Linked DNA regions of Homo sapiens: region 1 is linked to region 2. Evidence: chromatin contacts called from ENCODE Hi-C or POLR2A ChIA-PET data. All regions are on one chromosome and are shown on one strand. The core of a region is the stretch at or near the end of the contact, and the rest is flanking DNA. Distances in the headings are between cores, read along the strand shown. Region 1 overlaps WNT8B (Wnt family member 8B). Region 2 holds the start of BLOC1S2 (biogenesis of lysosomal organelles complex 1 subunit 2).

Region 1 (4,623 bases), core at 716-3,215, 200 kb after region 2:
ATGCAAGAGGGTAAGATACACTATAAAGATGGGAAGGCCAGGCACAGTGGCTCAAGCCTGTAATCCCAAGCTCTTTGGGAGGACGAGGTAGGAAGACTGAGCCCAGAGTTTGAGACAAGCCTAGGCAACATAGTGAGACCGACTCTCTGCAAAAAAATAAAAGTTAAAAAATAATAATAAAGATGGGGAAATAGGATGGAGCTAGGGAAAGAGGATATAATGATGGTTATTAAAGAAAGGTAGCATGTCTGGTATTTCTTTAAGCTGAAACCCCTCCCTCTAACTCTGGATTTTTGGTTCCTGCTAGCCAATCGGGAGACAGCATTTGTGCATGCCATCAGTTCTGCTGGAGTCATGTACACCCTGACTAGAAACTGCAGCCTTGGAGATTTTGATAACTGTGGCTGTGATGACTCCCGCAACGGGCAACTGGGTGAGTAGTAATGTAGGGATGGGTACCATAGGCCAGCCAACGCACATAAAGAATGAAAAGCCTGGTGGGGGTGAAGAAGAGCTGTATTCTTCTAAATATGAAGAAAATCATGCGGAAGATGGGTGAACGAGTTTGATCCCAAGCCCTACAATGACAAGCCAGGCTAAATGTAGCTTAGAACCTTCTTTTCCCATTGAGTAGTTTCCTTAATTTAAATATAAAAATAAAGAAACAACACTCTGGGGATTCCTCTGTTGCTTCTCTCAAACACAAGGGGAACTTCCTTCCGTGTTGCCTATCCCCGTCTACTTTCCACTCTTTACCTCCAGTGCTGTCTCCAATCTCCTGAGCCCTCCTGACCAATTTCCAACATCGTTGTTCCATATTTCAATTGTACCCCTCTTTCCCCCTCAATGCTCGAGCTTTCCTCATCTTTTTGGCACCATTTTGTCCCTTCTGGACCTCAATCACCAGCAGGGCACGTGCACCCTCTGCCCATGCGAAGAGGCACTGTTGGCAGAGGAGTGTACTGGCACCTTGCAAAGAATCCACTCGGCAACTACTTACGTCGTTGAGCCCTGAGCAGGGGATTGGCTGAACCTGGAAGTGGGCGTGTAAAAGTGGCAAAAACAAATCTAGACGGCAACTGATCTGGATACAGGGCACTCGCCCAACCTTAATCCTCTCCTATCCTGGACCCCCCCACCCCCAACCCAATTAGAAACAGCAGCCCAGGAGGCTCTGCGCCCGCTTGCTCAATGACCTGTCCTCCCTCTGCACTTTTCCAGGGGGACAAGGCTGGCTGTGGGGAGGCTGCAGTGACAATGTGGGCTTCGGAGAGGCGATTTCCAAGCAGTTTGTCGATGCCCTGGAAACAGGACAGGATGCACGGGCAGCCATGAACCTGCACAACAACGAGGCTGGCCGCAAGGTGAGTCCCGCAGCCCTTGGAAATAGGCAGCTGCTGGCTATATCCACTACCAGCTCCAGGTGCGGACAACTCTTCAGTTCATTTAAAAGATTGGCAAAATGAGGTACCAAGTGGGCTGGCCCAGTAGACTAACTAGACTTCTCGCAACTCCCACAGGGGCAGTTAAACTCGCCACGCGCTTAATCCGGGGCCTCTCACTCCTAGCTCTCTCCCCAGGCGGTGAAGGGCACCATGAAACGCACGTGCAAGTGCCACGGCGTGTCTGGCAGCTGCACCACGCAGACCTGTTGGCTGCAGCTGCCCGAGTTCCGCGAGGTGGGCGCGCACCTGAAGGAGAAGTACCACGCAGCACTCAAGGTGGACCTGCTGCAGGGTGCTGGCAACAGCGCGGCCGGCCGCGGCGCCATCGCCGACACCTTTCGCTCCATCTCTACCCGGGAGCTGGTGCACCTGGAGGACTCCCCGGACTACTGCCTGGAGAACAAAACGCTAGGGCTGCTGGGCACCGAAGGCCGAGAGTGCCTAAGGCGCGGGCGGGCCCTGGGTCGCTGGGAACGCCGCAGCTGCCGCCGGCTCTGCGGGGACTGCGGGCTGGCGGTGGAGGAGCGCCGGGCCGAGACCGTGTCCAGCTGCAACTGCAAGTTCCACTGGTGCTGCGCAGTCCGCTGCGAGCAGTGCCGCCGGAGGGTCACCAAGTACTTCTGTAGCCGCGCAGAGCGGCCGCGGGGGGGCGCTGCGCACAAACCCGGGAGAAAACCCTAAGGGTTTCCTCTGCCCCCTCCTTTTCCCACTGGTTCTTGGCTTCCTTTAGAGACCCCGGTAATTGTGGAACCTAGGGAATGGGGAACCCGCTCTCCCAGACCTAGGGATCCTGAGAGGGAGAGACTGCAATTTCTCCAAAGCTTGCCACTTTCCAGCCTGTTTCCCCAATTCCTCTGTGCTCTCCTAGAGCTCTGTCTGAATCCTCGCAGCCACACCTAGGTCTGAGAACTCAGGCTTTGAGTTACTGATCTTCCTTGGATTAGGAGAACAGGTGTTCCTCCTCCCCTCTCCTAGCAGCCCTAATGTCTGACCTAGCCTATCAAGCCTTAGGCGCTGGAAGAACCCTTCTCAGACACGCAGGACCCAGGTAAAGTCAAAGCTTTGCCCTTTTGCCCACTGTCTGCTACCAGGGCTCACCCACTGCTGCACCTCTCTTCTGCACAGCTCCTCCCCTGCTACCTGCTGAGCCAGATTCCCCAGGAATCTTGAATGCTTTCTCTCCTCTTCTCCCTTTCCTTTCCCAGAAAAACTGAGGAAACTGGCCCCGGAAAAGCATGTCTTTGGGGTTGGTTCCTAGAGGCAGAGGTTGAAGATGGAAGAGGGAGCTCTGGAGTGCTAACTTGAACACCAAGGGTGCTACTCATCCCTATGGTATCATATCATGAATGGACTTTACTAGTGGGGCAATGACTTTCCTAGACAATAACCCGAGGGACTCCAGATACATACCCCGAAGGTCTAGGAAATACGTTAAGGGCAGATTACAGTCATTTCCTACCCTTTAAAGGTAACTTCTCCCTTCTCCTGACCTACTTCCTCCTAGCAACCAACTTTACCTCTTCTTCTCCAAAGGATCTTTGTTCCTCTGAGCCAAGACTGAGGTAAATAAAGCCACTTTCCTCTTCAGATCCTGGTCTGCACCTCTAGAGGCAGGTCCTAAGAAGGAGAAACTGAGACCCTTCCTTCTCACTAACCTGGTTCTCAAACAGGCAGGATTCAGAGCACTGGATATCTTCCTTCAATGAGTAAACTTCCTGCAATGAAACTGTTGCTTAGTAGGAAGTTCAGCACCTTGAACCTTAATTTATTGCAGTCATTGTGATATGTGCTCTTTTTCTAGGTACTGCACTTATTCTTGAGGATATTCGGGTGGGCTGTGGTAACAGATACAACCTGTAGGCTCTCTCCTCCCTCCCATCTTGGCAGGATACCATCCTCCCTAAAGCCTCACTTCCCTGGTGGCCCAAGCAGTTATCTGGATTGAGGCTAAGCTGCCAAGGATTAGTAAATCATCTATTTAAATCTTCTAATACATTCACTCAAGAGCCATGAGCTTGCTGCTTGTGGTACTTGAGTCTTCTGGTTTTATTCTCAGAGAGTACAGCAGGGACTTGTTTATGAAACAGAGCAAGACCTTGGGGAGGGAAGAACCAATCCCTGACAGACCCTCTGTAGCCCAAGGGGCTTCCCAGCCAGCTTCCTTGCCCTAGGACAGTCCCAGGTCTGGGGCTGGGCAGCTCTTCTAGAGCAGAACTGGTCAGATGCTAGACGACCTCAACCTTCCTCTCCCAGAGTAGGAAAAGCAGTGTGGCTGGCTCCAGGCAACAAAAGCCAAGACTCTAGGGGTTCACCTGTAAGAGTCAAGGGTTCCCGTATTCCAAACTAAGGCAATGGCCAGGTCAGATCCCAAACCCTTGGCCTCACCCACACACCTTCTGGTCTTACCAACACTTACTGAGGAGAGAGTTTCCCCTTCCTGACCGGGGATACACTTCCTTTCAGGTGTTCTTAGTGCTTCATTTCCAGCTTTCTCAGCAAAAGGCCCTTCACGCCTTCCCTCTGCTTTTATCTGAACCTCCTGAATCTCCCAACTCACCTTTTCTCCTTAATCAAGAAGCAGCATATACTAACCTACCTGTCCCACTTTGCAGAATTACTTTATAATGTACACGAAGAAAGTTTGGCAAGGCAGCTAGAAAATTTAAAAGCACAATGTTGTAAAGTAAAGCTACATTCTCCAGGTCTCTTAGCATAAAAGCAGAACTATTGTGCTTCATATTTGGTAACTCCAGGTCAGCACTCTAAATACGTCATGCCGCCAGAACATTATTTCATAGGTTATTGTTTTATACCCCCAAATGGATACCAGATTCATTCCAGTTCTACCAAGAAAACATGACTGAGATGCCTTGGATCTGTATTGCTTTTCCCTTCCTTTTGCAATATCCACTTGTTCATTTGTTCATTCAACAAACACCAGAGTAGAGATAGTGGTGAACAACCACCATTGCTGCATCACGGAGTTTAAGTTCTCATCTTACACTCAATTGCCAGGGCCGTGGTCCCTTTACAAAGTAGACAACTCCAGAACTGGTGCTTGGGAAGACATCTTTGAGGTCAGCCAGTCAAACCTTTTGTGTTACAGATTTAAACTGATGCTGAGAAAGATGACTGGCTTCTTCCCCCAACTAGTAAGTTACTGTGGGGAGAGTGCAGA
Region 2 (4,654 bases), core at 1,815-4,314:
ATCCCAGCACTTTGGGAGGCCAAGGTGGGCAGATCACTTGAGGTCAGGAGTTCAAGTCCAGCCTGGCTGACATGGCAAAACCTCATCTCTACTAAAAATAAAAATAAAAATTAGCCAGGCGTGGTGGCGTGTGCTTGTAATCCCAGCTACTTTGGAGGCTGGGGCAGGAAAATTGCTTGAACCTGGGAGACGGAGGTTGCAGTGAGCCGAGATTGCACCACTGCATTCCAGCCTGGGCAACAAAAGCGAAAACTCCGTCTAAATAAAATAAAATAAAACAAGGGTGACATATTCAAACACCTAGAAGCCAGCAAGATAACGTAAATGAGTAAAGTAAGCCAAGTGCTTGCACATTAAATGCATAAGAAAATTATTCACTTCCATGAAGAAATGTGCTTCCCCTTACTTCTTGCAATATGCAATCCTCTTAGCCCATCATTTACTTTACCAGTTTTGATAGAGCCATTGGTATAGAAAACCATTTCTGTACTGCTACTAATAAAAATAACAGTAGAGAACAGTGATCAATGGCACTTGACACTAGTTCCCAGTAAAGGGAGAAAACAGAAAGTGGTAAGGACAAATTAGATAGCACTAGTCCTTTTAAGAGGCAGCTGCTCAGCTCTAGTCAATTATAGCCTTGAAAGAATGCAGGGGCTAGTAGCGCCAAATCTTTGGAATTGTTAAAGAGAAGCCAAACACCTACATTTTGTTACTTGGTTTCTCTTGCTCAAAAATAAACAAACAAATAATCAGGCTGATAACTTACAGAGTCACAGCTGGGTGCAGTGGCTCACACCTGTAATCCCAGCATTTTGGGAAGCTGAGGTGTTAGGATCACTTGAGGCCAGCTTGGGCAACGGAGCAGACCTCATCTCTATTATTTATTTATTTAGGACAGAGTCTCCCTCCATCACCCAGGCTGGAGTGCAATGGCACGATCACAGCTCACTATAACCTCCACCTCTCAGGTCAAGCGATTCTCCCGTGTCAGCCTCCTGAGTAGCTGGGATTATAGGCGTGTGCCACCACACCTGGCTAATTTTTGTATTTTTAGTAGAAGCAGGGTTTTGCCATGTTGAGCAGGCTGGTCTGGAACTCCTGACCTCAGGTGATCCACCTGCCTAGGCCTCCCGAAGTGCTGGGATTACAGGCATGAGCCACCGTGCCTGGCCATATTTTTTTAAATAATAATAATAATAAAAGAAAAGTAATGAAGATCTCAGGCAGAGTGGTGGTAAAAGGAATGGAAAGGAGAGCATGGGTGCAAGAACATTACAGAAGTGGAATTTATAGGACTTGTTCAAGTAGATATTGAGGGATGGAAGCAGACTAAGATGTATCTGGGGTTTTAAGCCTGGGTGGTGCCATCAACCAAAATAGATGGAAAGAGGATCACTTGAGCTCAGGAGTTCAAGACCAGCCCAGGCAACATAGTGAGACCCTGTCTCTTAAAAACAGAAAAAGAAAAAAAAAAATTACAGATTCACAACCCCTACTATTCTGTATCAAGCCTTTTCTCATAGATTCTGATTCACAAATTTAGCTTACAGTAATTTCCTGGGGAAGTGAAACAATTTAATAAATGTTTTTGAGATGCTGTACTGGACCAGACTTCACTTTCTTTCTTTTTCTTTTTTCTTTCTCATTTTTTTTGAGATGGAGTCACACTCTGTCGCCCAGGCTGGAGTGCAAGTGGTGTGATCTCAGTCCACTGCAACCTGCAACCTCCACCTCCTGGGTTCAAGCGATTCTCCTGCCCCAGTCTCCCCAGTAGCTGGGATTACAGGCGCCCGCCACCACGGCCGGCTAATTTTTGTATTTTTAGTGGAGACAGGATTTCGCCATTTTGCCCAGGCTGGTCTCAAACTCCTGACCTCAAGTGATCCACCAGCCTCGGCCTCTGGGATTAAAGGCATGAGCCACCGCGCCCTGCCCATACTTCACTTTCTGATCCTCCTCCACACATAGGTCATGTGTCCACTTGGAAACGATCAAACACTAGTCATGTCCCAAAGGATGGGTTATCAAATCCTCAGACCAAACTAATAGGTCCCTAAATCTGCAGGTCACTCCCCGTTCCTCAATTTCATTTCTCTTTATCCCGGTAAACACATCTTCTGCTTTAGCCAAACACACTGCTTGCACATACCACCTCATTCGCTAGTTGTATCATCTCCCCCTTTTCCACCAATAATTCCCTTCACAACCCTGCTCAAAATACACTTTCCCCAAGGAAGCACTTCTTGATTACTGTTGCTGGATATGAACTCTTTTTTGTTATTGTTTTCTCATTAGTCTATGTTACAGAGGCCTGCAGAGTTGTATTTTCTTTCTCTCCCATTCATGGCCTCCCCCAACTTCCAACAGGCCTGTCTCAGGGCATGCAGGGTAGGAAGGGAGCTGCAGACTGATGCTGCTAACCATCTCCCAGGCCTCCTGGGCCAAACCGCACCCGAATCAACCCAGACCCCGCCTCACCCGTCAGTTCCCCAGTCAGGTAAGTGGCCATTTTGGAGAACATGTCCCGGCAGAGCTCAGTGATGTCAGCTTCAGCAGGCTCCTTTGCTTCCTCAGCTGTCTCCACGGCGGCATCGTCTGGGCCAAGGGAGAATGACTAAGTGTCCCGCCTACACCCGGTGCTAATCCAGCCAAAGCAGCCTGTTCCGACATCCCTCCACTTGCCTTCATTCCATCAAGTCGGCTCCATTCTCCATCTGCCATAATTTCAAGTCCTTCACTGCGTCCCTGCCCATCTGACACATCAACTCGCCTCCCTCGCACCGCCCCTCGCCCATACCCGGCACCCCCGCTCATCCTGGCACCATCCCAGTCACCCTGACAGGACAAACACTCGCGCGCAGCGACAAGTGCACTCCTCTCACCAGCCCGTTCCTGCCAGGTGAGCCACCACACACTCAACCTCGCCCACCCGAGACGGAGCCCCAGGCCCCCCACCGGACGCTTCCTCCCCATCCATTCCGGGTACCTCGGGCGGGCTCATCACTCCGGGTCGCCAGTACGCCCTCGGCTGCCGCCGCCATAGCGGACCCCGCGCTGTTTCCGGGCCGGGGTGCTGCGCATGCGCACTGGGTGTGCCCCGCCCACCCGGCCGGCCCTGCAGTCCTGCGCCTAGCGGTCCAGTCCAGCCTCAGGTCTATGACACAGCAAAGGGCGATTCCGGAGCCGAAATTGAAGCTACGCCAGGCTGTTGTGAATTGATCCACTGCCAACAGTCGCGACGTCTGGGACTGAGGGCGAGCTCATCCCTACAGTCACACCCTGGAGGGATCACTCATCTTGTACCACTCACGACCCGTCTGGGAATAGTCAACCCTGTTTGTGGCCTGCTGACCAAAACCACTGAAGACGGATTGCCCGCTCTCCTGACACTCCGCACTGGAGTTAGTCATCAAAAGATTGCTCAGGGAATCCAAAGTTTTACAGGTTGTCTCGTCCACACTTTGGGAAACCTTCAGGCATTGATCCCTGGTCCTAAATACTGTCCCTCCCAATGTCCTGAGTTAACACCAACTCACTGGCCCCTATTTCTTAAACTGCAGGCAGGCATCTACTTCTCTTCAGTTGATACAGCCTTCCTTGAAGAAAGCTTAGACTGTAACTTTTTTAGGGCTGAGGATACACTCTGGTTATCTTAATTGCATTTAAGCTGTTTCACAAGCCTCCTAGGTGTACAGAGTACTTAATGGGATGGGAGAACAGGAGTGAGTGAAAGAGATGGATGAGAAGAAGTGACTGGGGAGCAATTGAAGGTGCAAAATGAGGAGGGATAAAGGCCACAGAAGAAGGGATAGGAGATATTCAGCAGGCCTCAGGCAGGCTCCTGGACACCCAAAATCTTGGTAGTTTCTTTTCTTATCCCTGGTTATCCTCCCTCTGCACCCTCTCACCCCACCCCGATGCCAGTACATACACACACACGCCAGCTACCCCTTATCCCCAGCCCTCCTACCCTGACTGTCTCCACCCTGAGGACTGAGTCTCACTTGTCACCTGTCCCCACTTTTCCTATGGTGCAACCATAGTAGCCACTATTTCAAGCCATTCCTGCGAGCCAGAAGTTCTTTTTTTTGAAACAGAGTCTCGCTCTGTCACCCAGGCTGGAGTACAGTAACGTGATCTCGGCTCAGCTCACTGCAACCTCCACCTCCCGAGTTCAAACGATTCTCATGCCTCAGCCTCCCAAGTAGCTGGGATAACAGGCACGCGCCACCACACCTGGCTAATTTGTTTGTATTTTTATTAAAGACAGGATTTCAGCATTTTGCCCAGGCTTGTCTGGAACTTCTGGCCTCAAGTGATCCACCCAACATAGCCTCCCAAAGTGCTGGGATTACAAGCGTGAGTCACTGTGCTAGGCCTAGAAGTTCTTATAGCCCAGCTCCTTCACATCACTGCACCTACTCTATACCTCCTAGAGAGCATGAACCTATTCCAGCCCAGGCACATGGATGACCCACAATTTCAGCCTTTCTTCCCTCTATAATACCAGAAGCAAATGCAAAGTCCAAGTTTTCCTAAGGAGTTTTATTGATAGCCACCATGGAAACCCACATGGTCTTATGGAAGAATAATGTCAGAACCCACCACATATTAATTCAAAGATCTCTGAATCCTGAGTTCATTTCCTTGC

What was found. A loop is a pair of places that touch in the nucleus more often than their neighbours do. ChIA-PET counts read pairs that join two places held with the same protein, here RNA polymerase II (POLR2A). Pooled maps may share reads with other maps.
Region 1: a loop to region 2 is called in a map of naive thymus-derived CD4-positive, alpha-beta T cell, with 8 times the contacts of the local background. The contact joins the enhancer-like site here to the promoter of BLOC1S2 in region 2. A Hi-C loop is called at or near these places in 1 of 168 maps with a recorded cell type or tissue (naive thymus-derived CD4-positive, alpha-beta T cell) and 10 of 50 pooled maps. POLR2A ChIA-PET finds 5 or more read pairs at or near these places in 3 of 52 experiments (Panc1, activated CD4-positive, alpha-beta T cell and activated naive CD4-positive, alpha-beta T cell).

What each region holds. Positions count from the first base shown.
Region 1 is chr10:100,480,691-100,485,313 of GRCh38, forward strand. It overlaps WNT8B (Wnt family member 8B), which reads left to right. Exons shown (of 6, transcript NM_003393.4): 4 at 308-433; 5 at 1,222-1,364; 6 at 1,581-3,054. The coding sequence ends at 2,126. Among named protein-coding and RNA genes, the nearest start is that of WNT8B, 20 kb to the left of the region's middle. RefSeq lists enhancers at 1,594-2,249, 4,270-4,623, 4,395-4,623. Within about 2 kb of position 1,966, at least 3 of the 41 ENCODE cell types and tissues checked have a DNase peak (open chromatin) inside an H3K27ac peak, as active enhancers do.
Region 2 is chr10:100,283,616-100,288,269 of GRCh38, forward strand. It overlaps BLOC1S2 (biogenesis of lysosomal organelles complex 1 subunit 2), which reads right to left and starts at 3,065. Exons shown (of 5, transcript NM_173809.5): 1 at 2,990-3,065; 2 at 2,482-2,598. The coding sequence starts at 3,044. It overlaps PKD2L1 (polycystin 2 like 1, transient receptor potential cation channel), which reads right to left. Exons shown (of 16, transcript NM_016112.3): 16 at 4,534-4,654. RefSeq lists enhancers at 2,299-2,806, 2,392-2,691 and a silencer at 2,982-3,181.